Linked DNA regions of Homo sapiens: region 1 is linked to region 2. A link is a loop called in an ENCODE intact Hi-C map of the cell type or tissue named here. Cell type or tissue: heart left ventricle. All regions are shown on one strand. Links, peaks and the distances in the headings refer to the core of each region. The heading gives the core; the rest is flanking DNA. Region 1 overlaps CNTFR (ciliary neurotrophic factor receptor). Region 2 overlaps FAM219A (family with sequence similarity 219 member A).

Region 1 (11,190 bases), core at 3,191-11,190, 110 kb after region 2:
ACTGGTGGGAGAGAAAGCCAGGTAAACATAGGGAAGGGAGAGATCCTAGCGCCAAGAAAGGAGGGTCTTGGGTAATTATCAGGCGCCAACCTCTCGCCCAGCCCTCCTTGATTCATCTATGCATTAACAGTTACTGAGCTGAGTCCTCTGTTGGGCCCCAGGCCTATCCTCACATATGCACAGCCGGGGAGGAAGAGAGACCTGTCCATGAGGAACTATCACACAGACTGGCATGTGCCACGTTGGGGGATGCACAGCCCAGCCCCACTCTGGGCAGCAGTGGAGGGCAGATGTCAGGGAAACGTGAGTGAAATGTTGAACATGTAGGAGTTGGCTGGATGAAGGGGATGGATGGGGAGGTCACCTTGGGCCAAGGAAACAGGTGTAAACATTCGTTTCCTTTTGCTGCTGTAACAAATTACCATAAATGTAGTGGCTTCAATACAAAAATTAGCCGGGCACCTGTAGTCCCAGCTACTTGGGAGGCTGAGTCAGGAGAATCGCTTGAACCTGGGAGGCGGAGGTTGCAGTGAGCTGAGATCGTGCCACTGCACTCCAGCCAGGGTGACAGAGAGAGACTCAGTCTCAAAAACGAAAACAGAAAAACAAAAAACTACACAGATTTATTTGCTTACAATTGACTGTTCAGAGGTCTGAAATCAGTTTTTGTGGGCTAAAGTCAATGTGTTGGCAGAGCTGGTTCCTTCTGTAGGCTCCAAGAGGAGAATGCATTTCCTTGCCTTTTCAGTATCTAATGGCTGCCTGCATTCCTTGGCTTGTGGACCAGTACTCCATCCTCAAAGCACAGCACTCCAGTCTCTGCTTCCATCATTCCACTGCTGTCTTCCCTGACTCCTCCTGCCTCCCTCTCTCCTGTTGGAATCATTGCGATTATATCACCACACCTCAGATAATCCAGGATAGTCTTCTCAAGATCCTTGACCACATCTGCAAAGTCTCTTTTGCCATATAAGGTAACATTCACAGGTTCTGGGAATTAGGATGTGGACATCTTGGGGGCCATTATTCAGCCTACCACGAGGGGAGTGGCATATTATCTCACAGTCTTTAAAATGCCCTCCAATTTTGTTATTACCAGGCTGAAGATAAGGAATTGGAGGCTCATAGAAGTTAAGTGATTTGCCTTAGACAGGCAGACAGGTAGATAAATGATAAATGTTTTCTAAAATAGACAAAAGAATACAAAGAAAAATGCAACAAAGCACTCAAAACCTCACCACCCAGAAATGATCAGTATTACGTTTTGTAACCATATACATAATACATAAAATTGAGGAGAGAGGTTAGAGAGAGAGCCAGTCAGGTAGAAAAAATATCTAAGAATGGGACTGTTCTCATAGTCCTAATGGGATATACTATAGAAACTATTTTTTTAGGCCAGGTGCAGTGGCTCACGACTGTAATCCCAGCACTTTGGGAGGCCGAGGCGGGCGGATCACGAGGTCAGGAGATCGAGACCATCCTGGCTAACACGGTGAAACCCTGTCTCTACTAAAAATACAAAAAAATTAGCCGGGCGCGATGGCGGGCACCTGTTGTCCCAGCTACTCGGGAGGATGAGGCAGGAGAATGGCATGAACCCAGGAGGCGGAGCTTGCAGTGAGCCGAGATCACGCCACTGCACTCCAGCCTGGGCGACAGAGTGAGACTCTGTCTCAAAAAAAAAAAAAAAGAAAAAGAAACTATTTTTTTAACCAAAAGTAGAAAATGTACGTTTACTTGAGTTTAATAGAGAAAAAAAGAAACTGAAGCGAAAATGGAATAGCTGAAATATTTCTTCACCTTAAAAGAGTAGTCATTCCTAAAAGACCTCTCTCAAGAGCCATTTCAATTAAGAGATTGGGCCAGGCGCAGTGGCTCACGCCTGTAATCCCAACACTTTAGGAGACCTAGGCAGCAGGATCACTTGAGCCCAGGAGTTCGAGACCAGTCTGGGCAACATGGAGAGACCCTGTCTTTACAAAAATTTAAAAATTAGCCAGGCATGGTGGCACATGCCTGTGGTCCCAGCTACTCGAAGGCTGAGGTGGAAGGATTGCTTGAGACCAGGAGGTCGAGGCTGCAGTGAGCTGTGATAGCACCATGTCACTCCAGCCAGAACAACAGAGCAAGACCCTGCCTCAAAAAAAAAAAAAAAAAAAAAAAAAGAAAAGAAAAGGAGGTTGGAGTAGGATTTTACCATTATATTCTAGTTTTATCCCTTTATTGACTTAGCTATGAACGAAGATGTGATTAGTACTTCTGCTTTCCTTGCTACCTCACCTCTCCATTCCAGACTGTGCATATAACTTTCGACTCCCCTGACATTACTAATAGCCCACTGTTGACGAGAAGCCTTATTAATAACATAAACAATTGATTTGCACATATTTTTTATGTTATATATATTATATACTGTATTCTTAAAGCTAGAGAAAAGAAAATATTAAGAAAATGATAAGGAAGAAATAATTTATTAATATTTACTATTCATTAAGTGGAAGTGGATCATCATAAAGGTCTTCATCCTCGTCTTCATGTTGAGGAGGCTGAGGAGGAGGAGGAAAAGGAGGGGTTGGTCTTGCTGCCTCAGGGGTGGCAGAGGCAGAAGAGGGAGAGGAAGGCAGGAGAGGCAGGCACTCTTGGTGTAACTTTTATTGATTTTACTTAATCTGTGAATAAGTGGACCTGCACAGTTCAAACTCGTGTTGTTCAAAGGTCAACTGTATTTACAGTGTTTTGCAACGAAAATTCCCACAGTGTCATCTTCGCTGAAATTGAATTAAGGTTAATTCCTACGTGGAATTAATGTCCCCACCAGTTCTTTACCATGAATTTCCCTTCCTCAGCTCCTGACCTTGACTAATCTCTTGGCTGAATGGATTTTGTCTTTTCTGGAAAGGTTCATGAGTACACCATCCCCCAAATTTATGATTGAGATCACCCACTCTGTTGGTTACGGTTTAGGGTGACACTTTTTCCCCTCAGAACTCTGTAGATATTGCTTCATTGTCTTCACTTGTCAAATGCTACCTTGGAGAAATCTGAGACCAGACTGAATATCCCCCCTTGTAAATAAATGACTTGCTTCTTCTGTCTAGGTGCCTTAAGTATTCTTACTTTAGCCCCAAAGTTTGGTAACTAAACCAATGTATCTTTTTTCTTTTTTAGACGGAAGGGTCTCACTATGTTGCCCAGGCTGGCCTCAAACTCCTGTGCTCAAGTGATCCTCCCGCCTAAGTCTCCCAAAGTGGTGGCATTACAGATGTGAGCCACCTCACCCAGCCAAATCAATGTGTCTTAATATCAATTACTCTGTGTCAACTTTTCTGGTATACAGTATGCCCCTTTCAATCTGAATATTCAGTTCTTTCATTTCAGGGGAAGATTTCTGTATTTTGTACCTTAATATCATTTTAAGTTCCATTTTTGGAACCCCTACTTTAGGGCTGTTAATAGTTGAGCTTATGGTAGCTTGTCTTTGTCCTATTACCTTCTCTCCAATTGCTTTAGTAGCTTTATCTTTTCCCACGACATTTACTCTTAATATCTCAAGCCTTTCCTATTACTTTGATTTTTAACCACTATTTAATGGTTAAAGCCTATTAATATCTATTATATTAATATTGATTGTTTCTCTGTTTCTAGTTTATTACATCTTTAAAAATAAGATTTCAGTCCTCTTTTACTTGCTTCTCTAATATCCCTTTCATCTAATTCATTGTTTTATCATCTTGCCTGAGTTCTTTGTTCTCCTGATTTCATGCTATTAAAAAGGCCTTCTATAAAAGGAAAGATTTGCCAGGACTCTGCTTTTATTCCTTTGGGTGTGTTTTCTTCTAGATCGGGGTCTTCATCGGTTGTTGTTTTCTTTTCATCATCTTTCTTGCTCCCTTCCTTCTTTCTCTCCCTCCTCCTTTCCTTTCTTCCATCGTCTCTCCTTCCTGCCTCCATTTTGACCGTGGTCTTGGTGTCTAAAGGCCATGCCATTTCCTTTCCTCTTACTCCTCTCTGCCATGGCCCATGTTTAGCCGACCTCTCCTTGCCCTGGTGTGCAGGCCCTGGAGCCCCTTCCCATCTTGTCTGGGCCCATTTGTCTCCCCTGGAGCCTATGGTTTGCACGCTGGCTGTTGCTTTCAAACTGTGCCCACCTCTGCCCCCGTGACGTCTATGGCCTGAGGGTGCCTGGCTAGGGCTGCCTGCTGCCCTTGATGGGGCCTAAGTGCTGTCCCTCCTCTGAGGCCCTGTTAGACATCTTGTTCCAACTGGTGGGCGGGGCATAACCCATTCCTGTAGGCACTGGTTTGTCCCCGCCAACCCCTGTCCCATCCCCTGGAAGACACCAAGCCATGGCAGCTCTCCTTGCTTCTACTGAGGTCTCATGGAGAAACACAAGGTCTTCTCCTTACAAAGGCTTTTTCCCAGACTTTTCCTAAGCCTGCCTACGCACCCAGTAGTCCACTTCTCTTAGATGACAGGATATTGTGTTTCATGGACTCACCTTTTTGGGAATGGGGTTAGGAGACATACTACTCACTCACTGCACCAGAATCTTCTGTTGTTTCTTTGCATGTCACATTTTAAGGTTTATAAAAAGGATTTCCTTGTTTGCTTGGACTTAGTGAGTTTGTAGTAGCGTTGTTGTTTTTGTTTGTTTTGGCTTGTGTTCATTTTATTAGAGGGAGGTGGGGTGGGGGGCTTCTGTGACGGTGTTACTTTGTCTCATTAACTCAGTGGTCCCCACCTTGCTTTGTCCATACCTCTCCCCTTGGACCGGCCCCTCTGGCAGCCCCAGCCCCCAGCACTTTCAAGTTCCTGGGATGAGACAAGGGCCCATAGAATTAGGCCTCAGCGCACAGTGGGTTTCAGTCCAAGGAAGAGAGGGAATAAGCAGGAAGCATTTCATGGAGACAGAGTCAGAGGGAACTCAAATGCTTCTCAGGAGGGCATCTGGGCAGAAACACAGCATGAACCAAGGCATGGATGTAGGAGAGGATGGGAACAATTACTGGGGAGCAGGAGGAGTCCAGCTGGAGGAGTGCCAGCTGGAGAAGCCAGGGAGAGGCTGGAGTGGTGGGCAGGCAGGGTCCAGGCAGGGGCTGCCCTTGCTATGACCAAAGCACTTAGCTCTTGGGTCTGGAATCTCAGGGATACTAATGGTGGGCGGGGCAGGTGTAGTAGGGAAGCCTGGTTCCCATTTCTCCTCCCCATCCTCAGCCCCTCCCAGAGACCTTCCTCTGAGTGCTACTCTCCCAGTGCCCCCTTGTCCTGGTAATGCCCAAGGTGTTCCTGCTGTCGTCCTGAGAGCCGCAGGTAAAGCCTCAGCCATGGCCACACCAGGCACACGCCATCACACACGAATGTAGCACATATGCATCCCTGGTCACCTAGCCACAGTAAAACAAACATGGTGCACAGCTGCATACCATCACTGCCATTTGCACGTGACGGCTCAGTGACACATGCTGTTGTGGGCATACTTTGCACACAGCCCCACAGTCCGGCTCCTTCTCTGGGTCGGTTGCTTCTGAATTTCCTGAGAACCTGTCCTGCCCCCTGGTGGCCATTCCCCAAGCCACTGCCCCTCTGGAAGGACCCCTTCTACCTCCTTCTTGCCTTCTGGCCTAGAACAGGCTCTTCCCTCAAACTGGAACTATGAGACCAGGCCCCTCAGACATCCTCCAGACCAGTCTCCCCCATCGGACATCCTCCAGACCAGCCTCCCCCCATCAGACATCCTCCAGACCAGCCTCCTTGCTCAGACGTCCTCCAGACCACCCTCCCCCCTCAGAAGTCCTTCAGACCAGCCTCCCCACTCAGACTGGTGCTGTCAGGCAAGGCCTTCCCAAACAGGGTGATCGACGTCCCAGTTTGCCTGGGACTGAGGGGTTTCCAGAGACTTGAGATATTCAGTGCTAAAACTGGGAAAGTTCAGGCAGACTAGAACTAGTTGGCGGTTCTAGTCTTTGGATCCATGTGCCTTCAGCTCAGTCTCCCCTCAGACTGGACCCACCAGACCAGGCCCTTTCAGACACCCCTGGGTCAGCTTACCCCTCAGGCTGGCCCTTTCAAACGAAAGCTCTTCTGATGCGTGTCCCAGACCCGCTCTGGCTCAGGCTCACCCTGTCGCGTGGGCCCTCTCAGACCCACTCACCCTCAGATTGGCTTTCCCATCAGAGTGGCACTGTCAGGTCCCTTCCAGCCTCTCCCCAAACTGGCTTCATCTGATGCCCTTCCTCAGACCTCCTTCCTCTCCCCCTCCTCTGAGAAGAGGCAAGGTAGGGAGATTACATTCCAATCACTCCTGCCCCCAGGACCTTAGCCCTGCATCTCCAGGCAGGCACCGCCTTCCCAGGGTCCTGTGGCTCTGGGCTGTGGGCCTCAGGACCTGAAGACAGGCAGGTGCAGGATGCAGGACTGGGACTGGAGCCGGGGATTCTGTTCTCTCCACGTGAGAATGAACTTTCTCGGAGTTCCCTCCTACACAGGCAGCGAGCTCACAGGCTCCGGGGAGTTCTCAGGGCCGGAGGCTGCCCAGGAAGGATTCCTGCCTAGTGTCACCCTCTTTCCTGGCTGGCTGCTGGGAACGCACCAGATGTGGGATGTCTGTGCTGAGAGCTGCCAGCCTAGGAGCAGGAATGAAGGGCAGGCAGGCGGCCGAGAGGGGGCAGCAGAAGCCAGGACAGTCCCTGGCGCAGGCCGGAGAGAAGCTGCGGCCACAGGCTGGGGGTCTGGATAGGGGTGGGAACACAGAGGGAGGCAAAAAAGAGAAGGACTGATAGAGTCAGGGAAGAGGGAGACAGAGGTGGAGGCATGGATAGAGATATATACAGAGAGACACAGAAATGGGGATGGAGACACATGAGACAGAGATGTAGAGAGAAACAGAGACAGAGATGGGGATGGAGACACAAGAGACAGAGGGAGAGGGAGAAGGCAGAAAAAGGGAAGACAGACAAGGAAGAACAGATGCGAAGACAAGCATGGAGAGGGATGAATATAGAAACGAGGGAAGAAGAGACAGGAGAAGAGACACAAGATGGAGACATACAGAGAGACAGGGATGGAACAGAGACATACAGAAAGAAATGCAGATAGGAACCAGGACAAAGACAGATTCAGAGATAGGAATGGGACAGAAAGAGATAAATATAGGCTGGGCACAGTGGCTCACGCCTGTAATCTCAGCACTTTGGGAGGCCAAGGTGGGCGGATCACCTGAGGTCAGGAGTTTGGACCAGTCTGGCCAACATGGCAAAACCCCGTCTCTACTAAAAATACAAAAATTAGCCGGGCATGGTGGCGGGCGCCTGTAACCCAGCTACCCGGGAGGCTGAGGCAGGAGAATCGCTTGAACCTGGCAGGCAGCGGTTGCAGTGAGCCTAGATCTCACCATTGCACTCCAGCCTGGGAGACAGAGTGAGACTCCGTCTCAAAAAAAAAAAAAATAAATAAATAAAGAAGAGACAAACAACATAGAAATGAGAATGGGTTCAGCAAGAAGAGAGGGGCAGGGTGCACAGAGACAGGTCTAGAGTTGTAAGAATGGAGCAGAGCCACACTGGAAGAGATCAAGTGGGCAGGGGGCTGATAGGCCAGGACACAGAGCGGGGCCCAGCCACAGTGTATTGTCGGGGAGCAAAGAGAAGTAGGGGGCTGGAAGGCTGGGCCCCTGTGCAATGCACCTGGGGTCTGGGATCCCAGCCTCCCCTTCCCCCCACGCCTCAGGGTTGTTTTAATTCTCCAGATTCTGTTTTAACTCCAATGACCGATGTCTGCACTTATGCCTGGCTCCCCAGAACCACCATGGGAACTGGATGTGAAGGGACAGTACTATAGAGAGGCAACAGTCAGCAACTGAGACCCTCCAAGGCAAACAGCCTCTGTGAGGCCAAGGGCCCAAGACCCACAAGGAAGGTGACCACCCGCAGGCCCAGGCCAGTTGTCTAGTCAGAGGCAATGATGCTGCCCCTCCAGCCACCCTGGGCTTGAGGCAGAGCAGGTTCTCTCTTAGGGCTGGGGGCAGAGAGATAGAGGCCCCAGTCCTCCCCTCCATTGGCCTCTGAAGCTCCGGCAGGCCCCCTCTCCTCCTTCTGCCCCTTCCTCCTGAGGCCCCACGTAATTGCTTTCCCATGTTGCTAATGGAGGCCAGATTGTTGATGCCCAAGCTCGGTGGGCGGTGGGTAGGTCAGGGCTGACCAGGGCTCTCAAGGCAGAAAGGCAGCTCAGGCCAGAGACTCCTCACTTCATCCCACCCACCCCAAAGATGAAGGGTAGAAGTTCTGACACATCCCAGGAATGTTCTGGGGGAGACCGTTGGTGACCCCCTGTTATCTCTACTCATGCTGGACCTGGAGCCTAGGTTCAGGCTGAGCCACACCTCACAGGGACCAGACCCCCAGGCAGAACTCAGGGTTCAGGGTACAGAGCAGGTCCACAGCCACCTCTCAGGATATCCATCCTGGGAGCCTCTTCCTGTGAATGAAGAGCCCTGTGCTTCCATAGCTGGGGCTGTTCAGCTTGAAAAGCCACAGGCTTCACCTTGACGCCAGGCCTTTGCTTTCAGGGGTCTCCCACCTAGAATACTCCTCTCTCTTCTAACCTGGAGAAGAGATGGCCATTTTACTGTGAAGCCCCTCACCAGGCCCCACCTCTGGGACTGTGTCTTGTCCAGGCCAGACTCATCGGTGCTTGAGGCACTGCCAATCCCCCTCCCAGGGCACGATCCCAAGGAGGCCTGGCGATCGCAGCAAGGGGTATCCATTTCCGGAGCCTAGTCGGAGGTGAAGGGTTTGAACTGGGAGAAAGTGTGTGATGGCATCAGGGTGGCTGGTGGCTCTGTAGCGGTGTAGTGCTCAGTGCCTGCCACGGGGAGTGTATCAGGAGGACACATCTGTGCACAGGTGGGTGTGGGTGTGGACCTGACTTTGACTCCACCCACCTCTTCTTACTCCAGGAACCCAGAGAAAGGCCAAAACCTGGCTCCCCAGGTTGGAGCTCCGAACTCCCCTTTCACCCCCGCCCCCAGGTCACATGGCCTGCCTACCTGGCCCCAGCCCTGGGCATTCCCAGCTGAGAAATGCCTGCTTATGCTCAGTAAGGCGGCTTCTATAAGTGGGGTCTGGACCTAAGCAGGCCTGGGACAGCCAAGTGTCCTCCTCTGAGGAGAAGTCAGAGGGATCCCGGAGCCCCAGTTTGGGGACTGGAAGGGTGTGGGCAGTATCTGAGGCTGGACCAAAGACTGACCATCCTGTAAAGCCAAAGCCCCACCCTCTCCAGCTCCACACTGAGTCCTGACTATAACCCAGCCCTGGGAGTAAGCCTTGTACTCTGTCATTCCAGTCCTGAAGCCCAGGTCCCGTCCCTGGTCACACTCCAAGCAGCCTCCTCCTTCAGGCAGCCCCCCTGCCTGCCTAGGCCCAGGACACTCTGTGCTCTGAGCCCTTGTGGCCTGGCTGAGCCCTAGGCCTGACCTTCTAGCACCCCTGGACTATCTCTTGGATGGCAGGGATCACGCACACCCCCTGGCCCCAAGGATGAAGCCTGCCCCTCCCCTTCTGCCATCATCCCTAGCCCTGTGCACTGGGCTCAGGCCTGAGCACTCATGGAAGGCAGTTCTAGAGGTGACCCTTGAAAGGCTTCTGCCCCAGCCAGGACTTCGGCAGCCTCCAGGACTGACTGGATACCCCCGTGGGATCCCTTATTTCCCACAGTTTTTCCCTGGCAGCAACTCTGTGCTCCAGGAAAGCCCTACCCCCCAAGAAGTAGACAACACTGTTACCAGCTACACTGGCCTGAAAGCTGAACACCTCTCCCCACCTTCCCCAACCACAATTTCTTTCCTCCGCCAGCCCTGGATGGGGTGGGGTCCTTGGAAGAGGGGTACCCTCCCAAAGTGGGTCTGTTCCAAGGACTCATGAAATGGTGACGTTTAATGAGAACCGCCCACTCCCCCCACCCTGTATATACATCTATAAAAAATTCAAATACAGCAAGTTACCATTGAGTCAGACTAGAAGGGACTGACAGGGCATTAAATACTGTGGGATAGGAGCAGGGTCAGGGGAGGGGTATACAAAACAGGGCAGAGGGGAGGGGACTGAAAATTGTGGGTGCTGGGGGGAGGGGGATGGCTGGGCCCCCCCAGCATCAGGAGCTTATAATCTGATGGTGGCAACAGAGACCCTGGGATAGACAGGAGGCTGGGGCAGGAGGAGAAATCGGATGTGAGAGGCTCCCCTCACGTCCCCCAAGGGCTCCTGGGAGTCGCTGGCATTGGAGGGTCCAGCCCAAGGGGCCAGGGTGAGGGGGTCTTTGGTGGGTGGGTTAGCTGCATGGCCCACCTCCCCTGAGGGAGGAAGGAGGGCCAGCTTGGTGCGGCAGGGCTGGGGGGCGGCAGGCCCGGGCCCGCCGGGGTCTCCACAAATTGTGTCTGAAGAGAATGCAAAAGGTCCTCCTGCCCGTGTGCAAAATAGAAACCGGGGTCTGCAGGCTCAGCTCCGGCCTCCTGCTCCTCTGCAGGTGCTCTGCATGTCCTCATGGGGTGCCGGGCTCTGTAGAGACAGGCAGGGGCCTGTCAGGGAGGGGGCTGGAGTGGGGGTTCCCTCAGGCTCCCTCTGCCACCCAGCCTCACTCAACCTACCAGATCAAGAGACTGCTGGCAGTGGCGGCAGCGGCAGCCAGGGCCAGAGTGATGGGGACGCTGACCAAGAAGGGTGCCGAGGGTCCCCCGCCGCTGCCCAGCTCCCCAGGGTCACAGATCTTCGTGGTAGGTGGGGGTGCCAGGGAGCTGGTGGTGCTGGTCGTGGTCTCTGGGGAACATGGGGGAAACTCAGGGCAAGGCCAGGGCTGGGTCCCATCCAGATCTGGGGGCTCATGAGACATACCATTCTGCTTCCTGCATCAGACTGGTACTGCCTCCCCCATCAGGCAGATCCTGTTTCCCAAGGCTCACAGATAACCCCTCCACCCAATGACCCCTACCAAGGATGTCCAGATAGCAAGGACCAGGAATGGCAGGAGTTGGACAGACAGGCAGAAGTGTGGCTACCCCCGGGAGCAGAGGCTGGAGGCAGCAGGGTAGAACCAGGCCACAGGTTCTACCACAGGCCTCCAGGACAGCAAAGCCAGGAGGTAGGGGCGGGAGCAAGCTCACCCGCAGCCTGGGCCTCCGTGGTGAGGTGTCGCGGT
Region 2 (11,711 bases), core at 1,741-9,740:
AGGCTGGTCTCAATCTCCTGACCTCAGGTGATCTACCTGCCTTGGCCTCCCAATGTGCTGGGATTACAGGCATGAGCTGCCGTGCCCAGCCTAGATTGCTCTTTTCTCACCTTTTTCTCACTATTATAATGTTGCAGCTACTAATAACTATTATAATATCTATTATAACTATTATAATGTTATTATAAAATTATGTATGTGTATTTATTTATAATTATTATAATTTCTGGGATTTTTTTGGGTTTTTTTTGAGACAAGGTCTCACTCTGTCACTCAAGCTGGAGTGTAGTGGCAACCACAGCTCACTGCAGCCTTGACCTCCTGGGTTCAAGTGATCCTCCCACCTCAGCCTCCCAAGCAGCTGGGACTACAGGCACATGCCACCATGCCTGGCTATTTAAAAAAAAATTTTTGTAGAGATGGGGTCTTGCTTTGTTGCCCAGACTGGTCTCAAACTCCTGGGTTCAAGCAATCCTCCCACCTCGGCCTCCCAAAGTGCTGGGATTATAGGTGTGAGCCACAGAGCCTGGCCTATGATAATTTCTTATTAAAGAAAGTCTTTATATGTTTGTCTATTTCTTTAAGAAAGTCCTAGAAGTAGAATAGCTGAGGGGGTCAATGGGAAATGTACACATTATATTTTGAGACACTGTTGCCAGTTATTGTTCCAGAGAGGCTGTGACAATGTATACTCTCACCAACTGGCTGTGGTAAGTACTTGGGTTTTGAATTTAGAAAGACCTAGATTAGTTCTCAAGCCACCTCGTTGTATGACTTTTGGCAAGTTACCTTTCTTAATGTCCCTTTCCTTTCATGGGTGTCATATTACCTACTTTGCAAGGCTGGTGTTAGAATGAGATGAAATAATGTATATAGAACACTTTGCAGCATGCCTGGCATGAACAACAAAGGGTAGCTGGTTTTTGTTTGTTTGTTTTTATGTTGCTCTCTCCTCATTTACTTTTTGTTTCCATCTAGTCTAAAGTATTCATCAGTCCTAATTTCCCTGCCACCAAAAGGAACTTGGGATGTGGACTAACTTGAGTTATGAGAACCAGCAGCAAGAGGCGTTGCCCTCTTAATGGGTTTGCACTTCCCAGGAAAGCCTTGAAGCCAATTTCCGGGGCTCTATCTTTCATGAGGAAATTGCAAGAAGACAAACACTACTCTCTCTCTCTCAATTATCTTGACTAGGATCTTAATCAGGTCATGCTTACTCTCCAGGACACTGCCGGATCAGGCCATTTCAACAGCTGGCCCTTCTCTTTAAAACAGGACACTACGTTATGATCTGGAGGCTACAAAGGATCCATGGAAACAGATGGGGTGAGAGACCCTGAGACATATATACCCTGGAACCCTGGGGAGTCCTGGTTGAATTCCATCCCCAGTGTCCTTCCACAGCCAGGGCCAAATGTGGAGCGCTAGAACTGAAGCGTGGCTTCTTGGGGCTTTCAGTTCTAGAATATACCGACTTAAGAGTTGAATTAACCAGGGCCTAGTGACAATGCTCCAAAATGCCAAAAGGGGGCAGTGCAGTGTTACAGTTAAGAGCATGGCCTTAAAGACTCCATACACCTGGGCTTGAAATGGTTTTGCCACTTACTAGGTTGTGTGACCTTGGGTCTCACTTTCCTTCTCTGTAGATTAAGGGTATACCTTCTTTGCAGAGTTGAGAAGATTAAATGAAACACTGTGTGTCTGGTGGCAGATAAGTAGTAAGTGCTTCTGAGAGGTGACAGCGTGCTGGCAGTCCTCACAGCCCTCGGTCGCTCTCAGCGCCTCCTCTGCCTGGGCTCCTACTTTGGTGGCATTTGAGGAGCCCTTCAGCCCACCGCTGCACCGTGGGAGCCCCTTTCTGGGCTGGCCAAGGCCAGAGCCGGCTCCCTCAGCTTGCAGGGAGGTGTGGAGGGAGAGGCGCGAGCGGGAACCCGGGCTGCGCGTGGCGCTTGCGGGCCACCTGGAGTTCCGAGTGGGCGTGGGCTTGGCGGGCCCCGCACTCGGAGCAGCCGGCTGGCCCTGCCGGCCAGGGGCAATGAGGGGCTTAGCACCCGGGCCAGTGGCTACGGAGGGTGTACTGGGTCCCACAGCAGTGCCAGCCCACGGGCGCTGTGCTCGATTTCTCACCAAGCCTTAGCTGCCTTCCTGCGGGGCAGGGCTCGGGACCTGCAGCCCGCCATGCTTGAGCCTCCCACCCCTCCATGGGCTCCTGTGCGGCCATGAGCCTCCCCAGTGAGGCCTGTGCCTCCCCAATGAGCGCCACCCCCTGCTCCACGGCGCCCAGTCCCATCGACCACACAAGGGCTGAGGAGTGCGGGCGCATGGCACCGGGACTGGCAGGCAGCTCCACCTGCAGCACCGGTGCGGGATCCACTGGGTGAAGCCAGCTGGGTTCCTGAGTCTGGTGGGGAGGTGGAGAACCTTTATGTCTAGCTCAGGGATTGTAACTACACCAATCAGCACCCTGTGTCTAGCTCAGGGTTTGTGAATGCACCAATGGACACTCTGTATCTATCTACTCTGGTGGGGCCTTGGAGAACCTTTATGTCTAGCTCAGGGATTGTAAATACACCAATCGGCACTCTGTATCTAGCTCAAGGTTTATAAACAAACCAATCAGAAGCATGTGTCTAGCTCAGGGTTTGTGAATGCACCAATCAACACTGCGTATCTAGCTACTCTGGTGGAGCCTTGGAGAACCTTTGTGTCTAGCTCAGGGATTGTAAACGCACCAATCAGTGCCCTGTCAAAACAGACCACTGGGCTCTACCAATCAGCAGGATGTGGGTGGGGCCAGATAAGAGAATAAAAGCAGGCTGCCCAAGCCAGCAGTGGCAACCCGCTCAGGTCCCCATCCACACTGTGGAAGCTTTGTTCTTTTGCTCTTTGCAATAAATCTTGCTACTGCTCATTCTTTGGGTCCACACTGCTTTTATGAGGTGTAACACTCACCGCGAAGGTCTGCAGCTTCACTCCTGAAACCAGCGAGACCACGAGCCCACCGGGAGGAACGAACAACTCCAGAGGCGCTGCCTTAAGAGCTGTAACACTCACCGCGAAGGTCTGCAGCTTCACTCCTGAGCCAGCGAGACCACGAACCCACCAGAAGGAAGAAACTCCGAACACATCTGAACGTCAGAAGGAACACACTCCGGACACGCCGCCTTTAAGAACTGTAACACTCACCGCGAGGGTCCGCGGCTTTATTCTTGAAGTCAGTGAGACCAAGAACCCACCAATTCCGGACACACTTCTAAACAGTAGGACACACGTCTGCAGGGTATATGGTTGAATGTCAGATACGACATGGGGTTACCAAGTAAATGAGACTAGAAGACAATTCATTCAGTCATTCATTCATTCAACCAAAAGCTATTTAGTGAATGTCCATTATGTGAAGGCACAGGAGACAAATGGTAAGTAAAAATGAATCTGGTTTCATGCAACATCCTTCAAAAGGACCCACGTTAATAGACTAATTTTACATACTTACGTAAAATTATAAATGTGAAAAGTGCAATAAGGGGAAGACTACTGACCAAGTCTAGGGATTGTCCTCTGTGATGAAACTATAGCTGAACTAAGAACTGAAAGATGAGTAGGAGTCAACAACAAAAAAAAGGTAGAAGGTGCAGCAAAAGCATTCCAGGCAGCAAGAACATTATGCGCAAAGGCCCTCAAGCAGAAGGGAGCCTGGGACATTAGAGAAGTGGAGGAAAAGCCAGTGATGCTGAATGTAGTGACTGGGGGTAATGTGATATGAGATAAGCTGAAGAGGAAGGCAGGAGCCAGATCACATGTTAGGGTTATACTAAGGATTTGAGTCTTTATAATAAGAACGAGTGGAAGCCGTTGAAGTGTAAGGGGCTACACGGGGCACTCCTGCTACTTGATGACACTTTCCTCTGATGTTTACTTTCATGTGGATAAAAGGGATAGGGCTTCACACAGTCCCTTCTGTGACCGCCCAGGAGAAGGGAGCAAAGAAGTAATCAGCAACAGGTCCCTTCCCAAAACAGAATGAGGCCCTCTGGATTCTCATAGCCTCAGGAAGAACTAGACATAAGGAGGAGTGTGGGCAGGGTATCCAAGGCTGTGAGGCTCTTATCAGGAATCCTGTACTGGGTGGTCAGCTGTCACTGCAGACCCCTATGTTTTCTAGCTGTTGCACAGCTGGTCCCTAGCTAGCCTCCACCTCTCAGACTTCCTGCTCCATCAGATGCTCCATTGTGTTGGACATAATTATCTGGGGACTAACAGCTGTTAGGCTGGGTAGTAGAAGTTGAAGACTCCCATGGGCAGGGAACCAGACCTAAGGGTGGGTACAGGTTTGCAAGAGGCAGCTCTCAACTTCTGTGTGCTTCTCTGGTGAGCTGGCTTGCAGTGCCCTCAGTGCATGTACTGTATTTGTCTGGGGCACATGTACACTCCTCTGTGAGGAGAGACAATAGGGGTGGAGATACTGGGGCAACACAGAAATGCCAAAGTACCAGAAGGTAGTGATGTGTTCCAGCCCTCACAGGTTTTTTTTTCTTAATAAAAAAAAACAATTTTTGGCCAGGCGTGGTGGCTCACGCCTGTAATCCCAGCACTTTGGAAGGCCGAGGCGGGCGGATCACGAGGTCAGGAGATCGAGACCATCCTGGCTAACACGGTGAAACCCCGTCTCTACTAAAAATACAAAAAATTAGCCGGGCATGGTGGCGGGCGCCTGTAGTCCCAGCTACTCGGGAGGCTGAGGCAGGAGAATGGCATGAACCCGGGAGGCGGAGCTTGCAAGTGAGCCGAGATCGCGCCACTGCCCTCCAGCCTGGGCGACAGAGTGAGACTCGGTCTCAAAAAAAAAAAAAAAAAATTTTTAAAGAAATGTTATCTTACTATGTTGCCCAGGCTAGAGTGCAGTGGCTATTCACAGGCCTGATCGTATAGCACTTAGAGCCTTTAACTCCTGGGCTCAAGTGATCCTCCTTGAGCCTCTCGAGTAGCTGGGACTCCAGGCTTAATGCCACCACACCTGACTCTCACATAGGTTTTTAAACTTGGCTGGAAAGAGAAAAGGACCTAAGAGTTCTAGAATTGCCTGCCCCATCCCTTCCCCCAACCTCTCCCGGCTTGTAGCCCAGCTAAACAGGAAACCAGGTTTGGGTCCTTGCCAGAGCCCAGGCTGGGGCAGGAAGCTCAGGAAACAAGTAAGACCCTCCTCAGCATAGAAGAAGGCTGCTAAGAAATCTGTGGGAAGCAAAAATAAACCCAGCCCTTGCTGAACTCTCTCCCAGAGGAGGAAAAGACCACAGTTGCTTCTACTCCCTAGTATGAGTCAAGCATAGTCCTAGGAAGATTCAGAGAGCAGATGCAGGAGCTTCATGAAGTGAGATACTGCTGTTCCAGTGAGAACACACTCAGTAAGGACCCTCCTCTCAGAGAAGCACAGGGCTTAGTGAAGCAGGGTGGGATACATGTGGTCTGAAGACACTCCAGGGCTATCTTGGGCTGATAAGGAAGCAAATGATGGTACAGGATAAGAGCAGTGGTGGAAGAAGCAGACCTAAAGGAGAGAGGGCCCGAGACCAGGTGATACCTGTGGGGGTATGAAGGCAGAGAATTAACAGGGTTCTTTGCTGTACAAATGTGAAGGAAATTCCTGATGGAATAATGAATCAAGGCAATGACAGTCAAGGGCTGTAAAAACATTAGGTGAAAGGCTGAAGGGGGCTTTTATTTATTTTTTATTTTTGAGACAGGGTCTCGCTCTGTTACCCAGGCTGGAGTACAGTGGCACGATCATGGCTCACTGCAGCCTCGACCTCCTGGGCTCAAGCAATCCTCCTGCCTGCCAAGTAGCTAGGACTACAGGTGCATGCCACGATGCCTAATTTTTGTATTATTTTTGTATGGGGATGGGGTCTCACTATGTTGCCCAGACTGGTTTCGAACTCCTGGCCTCAAGTGATCCTCCTGCCTTGGCCACCCAAAGTGCTGAATTACAGGCCACTATGCCTAGCCAACTTTTATAGTGGAGAGATCAGGCTAACTACACCACAAAAAATAGGATAAACATATGTTATGTGCTTCCTGGTATGAAATACATACACATCACACCTCAAAAGGTAAACTGTGGCATACACATCACACCTCAGAAGGATTCTTTACAAAAAGTTGAATTTAAGTCTGATCAAACCTTGAGATCTAACTACCAATTTGCAAAAATACAGGAGACAGAATAGGATAAAAAACAACACAAGAATGCAGTCAACAAAATCCAGATTGTGGGAAACTCTATAGGACAAAGGACTGAACTTTTTATTTGTTTTTGTTTTTGTGTTTTAACAAATAAATTGCAAGAAAAGAAAAAATGGTGGGAGAAACTACAGATTAAAAGAGACATATCAGGCCAGGCATGGCGGCTCACGCCTGTAATCCCAGCACTTCGGGAGCCTGCGGCAGGTGGATCACCTGAGGTCAGGGGTTTGAGACCAGCCTGGAAAACATGGCAAAACTCTGTCTCTACTGAAAATATGAAAATTAGGCGGGCATGATAGCACGTGCCTGTAATCCCAGCTACTCAGGAAGCTGAGGCAGGAGAATTGCTTGAACCTGGGAGGCAAAGGTTGTAGTAGGCCGAGATCACGCCACTGCACTCCAGCCTGGGTGACAGAGACAGACTCCGTCTCAAAAAAAAAAAACAAAAAAAAAGAGACATGTCAACCAAATGCAATGTGTGAGCCAGATTCAAACCAACCAACCAATTTTTAAGATGTTAAGGAATTAAAGGATTTTTAGGGGTGATAATGGTATTTATGTTAAAGATAGTAATGGTGTGATAATGGTAGTTATGTAGAAAATTATCATTTTTAGAGATAGTATAATGTTATAGATGATTATTCACCCATACCCCACCTACTGGATTATCTTGAATATTAAATTATTAAATTTAATTCAAATATTCAAACATTAAATTAAATCGATATTCAAATATTAAATTATTCAAGATAATCCAGTAGGTGGGGTATGGGTGAAATAAGATTAGCCTTGTGTTGATAGCTGTTGAAGTTGGGTGACAAGTACTAGGGGGTATGTGTTTGAAGATTTCCAGGGCAAACCATTAAAAAATGTGAAGGAAGTGAGCAATCTGGATCTGCCTCCTCTAGCCCACTGACATTGGGGAGAATAATAGCAATGTTGACTTTTTCATATGTTTCGTGAGCCCTGAAAATTGACCTTCGGGAACCGAAACAGCAGTAGGACACCCTCCACTATCACCAATGGTGGGGATCTCCAGGAAGGCCCACTCTGCTAACAGACTCAGCCGCCCTCTACACGTCCCCCAGCCCAGCCCCACTCAATGGGAATCTCTTCCAGAGATCAGTGAAAGCACAGAGCAGGTCCTTCTCCAGCCTGGCCTCACCACAGCCCTGTCAAGGAGGCCAAAGACTCTTCTCATTTGGTGATGAGAAGAATAACCCATCTCCTCACTCTCTCCCACAAAAGTTCCCTTGGGAATTACAGACAGAAAAAGAAAATCAGCAACCCTTTCATTATCATCAACCCTTAGACCAGAAATAATATAGTAATTTGCAGCTCATTTTCACATACATGATCTTATTTATTTTACAAATGCCTGAAAGCGGTTAGGAGGCTGGCCAAAGGTCATAACAAAAGTGATAGTAGCTAGGATATACCCAGCCTACTTACCACTGCTGTGCACAGCTCCTGCCCTCAGGCCCGTGCCCCCCACTGGCTTATCCTAATTTCCCCACCCCCTCAAGCATACTCAAACCAATTCCTCCTGTGGGAGCTTCCTGTGACTGTCTCTCTGCTGTATCAGAGCCCATGGCAAATGAAGGATGTGAAATATGAGATTCCATCAGGAAGTTGATAGGGAGGCTAACAGATGGTCAAATCTTGGTTCTGACTGGTTCCCTTTGGTACCAATGTCTGCTACATTAAATACCAACCCTCAACTTGGTCTCCCTCCCTGACTCCACATAATTCTCCCTCCCCTTCCCTAAACCACTAGCTACTACCACTTCCCCATATCATTATCCCCACTTGGCCTTTCACTGAGTCCTCTAGGCCAGAGCTGGATGCAGCATGTCAGCTGAGAGCAGAGAGGACTTTCTGGAAGCTAAAATCCTCAGGGAACAGCTTTGGCATTCATAGGAGAACCAGTGGAGGCCCCTTTCACCAGCTGCTGCAATTTGCCTGCCAATGTGGCTACTGGCTTTCCCACCAGAGGCAAGTCTGTCCCCAGAGAGAATGACCTATACATTTGGGTTTTGTGGTAAGGAGAAACCTATGCCTGATACACCAAGAACAGGACATCCAGGCTGGCACTCTTCCTTTCCTCCAAGATCCCCAGAGACTTTCTCCATTTCCAGGAGGATGTGTACAGGTCATATAATGTTGGAAGACTCAGGTAGGAGCTCTTCATCAGCAAAACTAAGTTTTTTCCTCATTAAATATTAAAGCTTACAACTCCATTAATAGCTTCTCCAGCCCCCACAACAAAGCTGACGGCACAGTTATCAGCTCTGCTACCAATGGGAGAGGGGCTGGATTGGCCTTCTTACATTATTCTACGTCCCTTACTTCTGAAAATGTACCTAATGCTGCAAAGGGAGAAGATGGGAAAAGGCCAATTTGTAAGGAACTCAGATTGCTAACTCAGCTAGGGACCCCTGCCCACTGGGGAGCCAGGAGCACGTCACTCCTTGTAAGAACAAAATCCTTCTCATCCTGTGGTCTGAGTTCAAACATCACTTTCTCATAGCAGCCTTACCTGACATCCACAAGAGAATAATTTATTATTCTCTCTTTTCCTACTGCATTTCTTGCCTTTTCTATCACTTGTCATAGTTGGTAATTGTGTTTGTGCACTTTGTTTAGTATCTGTCTCTCCTACTGGATTGCCAGCTTATGAAGGTAGGTACCATGTTTGCTTTATTCATCATTTTACTTCCTATGTTTGGCTCAGTGTCTTGCATATAGCAGATGCTCAAAAGATGTTATTTGAATAATGAATGAATGTCCCATCCCTGTATTCCCCTGAATCTCCCTTAATTCCCCAACATGTGGCTTCCACTCTACTAATTCTCACCTACTCATCCCCCTCTAGGTCTTTGCTGTTCCCCTCCTTAGAATAACCTCCCAACCTCCTCTCCTTTCCACTCTTACTCATCTTTAAAGGAGCCAGCTGTATTCTTCTGTAGTTCTGTTTCATAAGAGCAAGTATCTTCTTCACCAGTCTGTAAGTTCTAGAGGTAGAAGCTATCTTGTCAAGGAGATCAAAGGGGAGTTGGGGTGACAAGACTCACAGCACATTAAAGTGGACACCCTAAACCAGAATATCATTTGTATAAAATTATGTGCTAGAGGTTATAGAGGCTTAGGGATTGGTTAAGAGCTCACTAGAATATTCAGGGAAAGCTCTCTGAAGAATGGGAGTTTATATTGATCTCTGAAGAATGTGTATGAGTGAAATGGGCAGAAGAGAATTGTTAAGAGGAGAGGAGGCCTCAAGGTGCCAATAGGTGAAAGAAGGTGAAGGACATGGCTGGACTTACTAGAAAGAAAGTTGGCTTGAATGGTAGCAAGTATGGCCAGCTTTGAGGGGTAAAAGCCTAGTGTAGATGCCTCAAAAGCCAGTGGAGAAGTTCAAGCCTGATGTAGAAGAACTTAATTGGGTTCCAAGTTGCGAAGGAGGGTCTAATCTAGGCCACGCCAACCTCCAGCTGGGTAGTGGCTAAGCCTGTTTACCTTTCTGGGAGTCTGCTTGCAGATCTATAAAGTGGGCAAAATGATTTTCCTAATCTGCTTAATGAGATGGTTCAGGTGCTTTGGAAACATCTTTTCACCTACCTTAAAAAGGAATTAAAGATAGGCTGGGTGCAGTGGCTCATGCCTGTAATCCCAGCACTTTGGGAGTCCGAGGCAAGAAGATCACTTGAAGTCAGGAGTTTAAGACCAGCCTAGCCAACATGGTGAAACCATCTCTACTAAAAATACAAAAATTAGCTGGGTGTGGTGGTGTGCACCTGTACTCTCAGCTACTCGGAAGGCTGAGGCAGAAGAATTGCTTGAACCTGGGAGGCAGAGGCTGCAGTGAGCCAAGATTGTGCCACTGCACTCCAGCCTGGGCAACAGAGCGAGACTCTGTCTCAAAAAAAAAAAAAAAATGCGGGGCGGGGGGAATTAAAGATAGGGATAAGACACTGTACCCATAAACTTTACACAATGACAAGGTATTAGGGCCACAGGACAGGTAAATGGAGAGCTCACATCTCACTGAAGGATAGAAAGGGATGCATGAAGAAGATGGTGCTTTTGTGACAGGCCTTGATATATACAAAACATTAGCAAACACCTATTCTCAGAAAACTAGAAAAGTGCTGCTTGTGCTAAGTTCCACAGTGGATTCTTGGACACGTTTATAGTACACACACATAACAGAGCCATGTTTACTGCTAGAATATTATTCCTAGCACCTACTTTGGAAGGACTAGGACATTTGCACAGAGCAGTGTGTCTTCCTGGTGCCCTGGCCTCTGGCCCAGTTTAAGAACTGATACCATAGAGAATGTGAGGTAAGAACACATTCACATTCCCACCATGGCTCTGGTTCTCCCTGTGAAGCTACAGATAACATGAAGACTATCCTCCTTTTCTTTCCTAATCCCAGTCCTTTAGGTATTTGAAAACCTCAAAATGCTTTCTCTGAGACTGCTTATTCATAGGCCAAACAGCTCAGTTCTTCTAACTATTCTCACATGACATGCTTTTGACTCCTTTCATTATTCTAGTCACCCAATCTCTTGAATGATGATATCAGTACAGAATGGAGGACTTCAGATGGTGATGACCACTACAGAATAGGGCAGAGTAGGATGATTACCTCCTAGGAACTGAATTCCATGCTTCTATTAATGTAGTCCAACAGCACATTAGCTTTGTTATATAGTGGACTTATATTAAGCTTTCTGTCCACTCAAGCACTAGCTCGCTTTAAAGGTCCCTACCTTCTCCAATCACACAGCCTCCCTAGATTCCTATTGAAATTCTGTCTTGCTGAATTCAGCCAGCTACCTTTCTGAGAATAAGAGTCACATGACACACATGTAGTGTAGTTTCTAACAAATGTGGAACCATCATCTCACTATCCTCAGTGGACTCTTAACCTGTATTGGCAGTAAGCCTAGCTCAAGATGTGATTCCAGGTTCTTGCCTTGATTTTACACTGCTAAGGGAAAGGGCTGCTCTGTTCCAGATATGTTCTGAGTTCAATATAACAATAGGTATGGTTATTAAATATGATCATGGAAGCTCAACTGACAATAATAGAAGTACAATATCAATATTATGGGTAGTGGCAGTCCCACAATAATCTGTGCTGTGCAGATCACATGTACAGCTCTGTGTTCAGTTTCAGGGGTGAGAAACCTAAAAGTATCCACTAGGGCAGCTAGGATGACTGCGAATTTGGAAGCCAGTGTCCCGGGAAATGGTAAAAGGAAAAAGCAGGCCTATTTAGCCTGGGTAAACAAAAGAGCGCTAAGGCTGTATAACCTATAATAGGGCCTTTCCTCGCCAGTGACTTCTGGCTTATGGGTCTCTTCTTGTAGCCTATTCCTTCTTGCTTCTTTGGTCAAGGGCTTATAATTTCATATTAAGTGTGGCCAACCACTCATATGAAATTCATGAGATCTTTTCCTGAA

Evidence for each region. Peaks named below come from ENCODE experiments on the same cell type or tissue, not always from the same donor. Only the 100,000 strongest peaks of a DNase experiment are listed, where the experiment ranks them.
Region 1: a loop joins it to region 2, with 2.4 times the contacts of the local background. A loop is called at or near these places in 36 of 110 quality-filtered maps.

What each region holds. Positions count from the first base shown.
Region 1 is chr9:34,541,519-34,552,708 of GRCh38, forward strand. CNTFR (ciliary neurotrophic factor receptor) reads right to left here. Exons shown (of 10, transcript NM_147164.3): 8 at 11,156-11,190; 9 at 10,643-10,811; 10 at 9,915-10,553. The coding sequence ends at 10,553. Among named protein-coding and RNA genes, the nearest start is that of CNTFR-AS1, 21 kb to the right of the region's middle. RefSeq lists an enhancer at 5,279-5,778 and a silencer at 5,374-5,453. In heart left ventricle, for the core only: CTCF peaks have their summits at 5,550 (motif pointing left), 5,562 (motif pointing left) and 6,665 (motif pointing right); DNase peaks (open chromatin) are centred at 5,548 and 6,643.
Region 2 is chr9:34,436,014-34,447,724 of GRCh38, forward strand. The region is part of intron 1 of FAM219A (family with sequence similarity 219 member A); the gene reads right to left. Among named protein-coding and RNA genes, the nearest start is that of FAM219A, 17 kb to the right of the region's middle. RefSeq lists a silencer at 1,573-1,632. In heart left ventricle, for the core only: no CTCF peak of the experiment used is centred there; a DNase peak (open chromatin) is centred at 5,148; H3K27ac peaks cover 1,139 bases.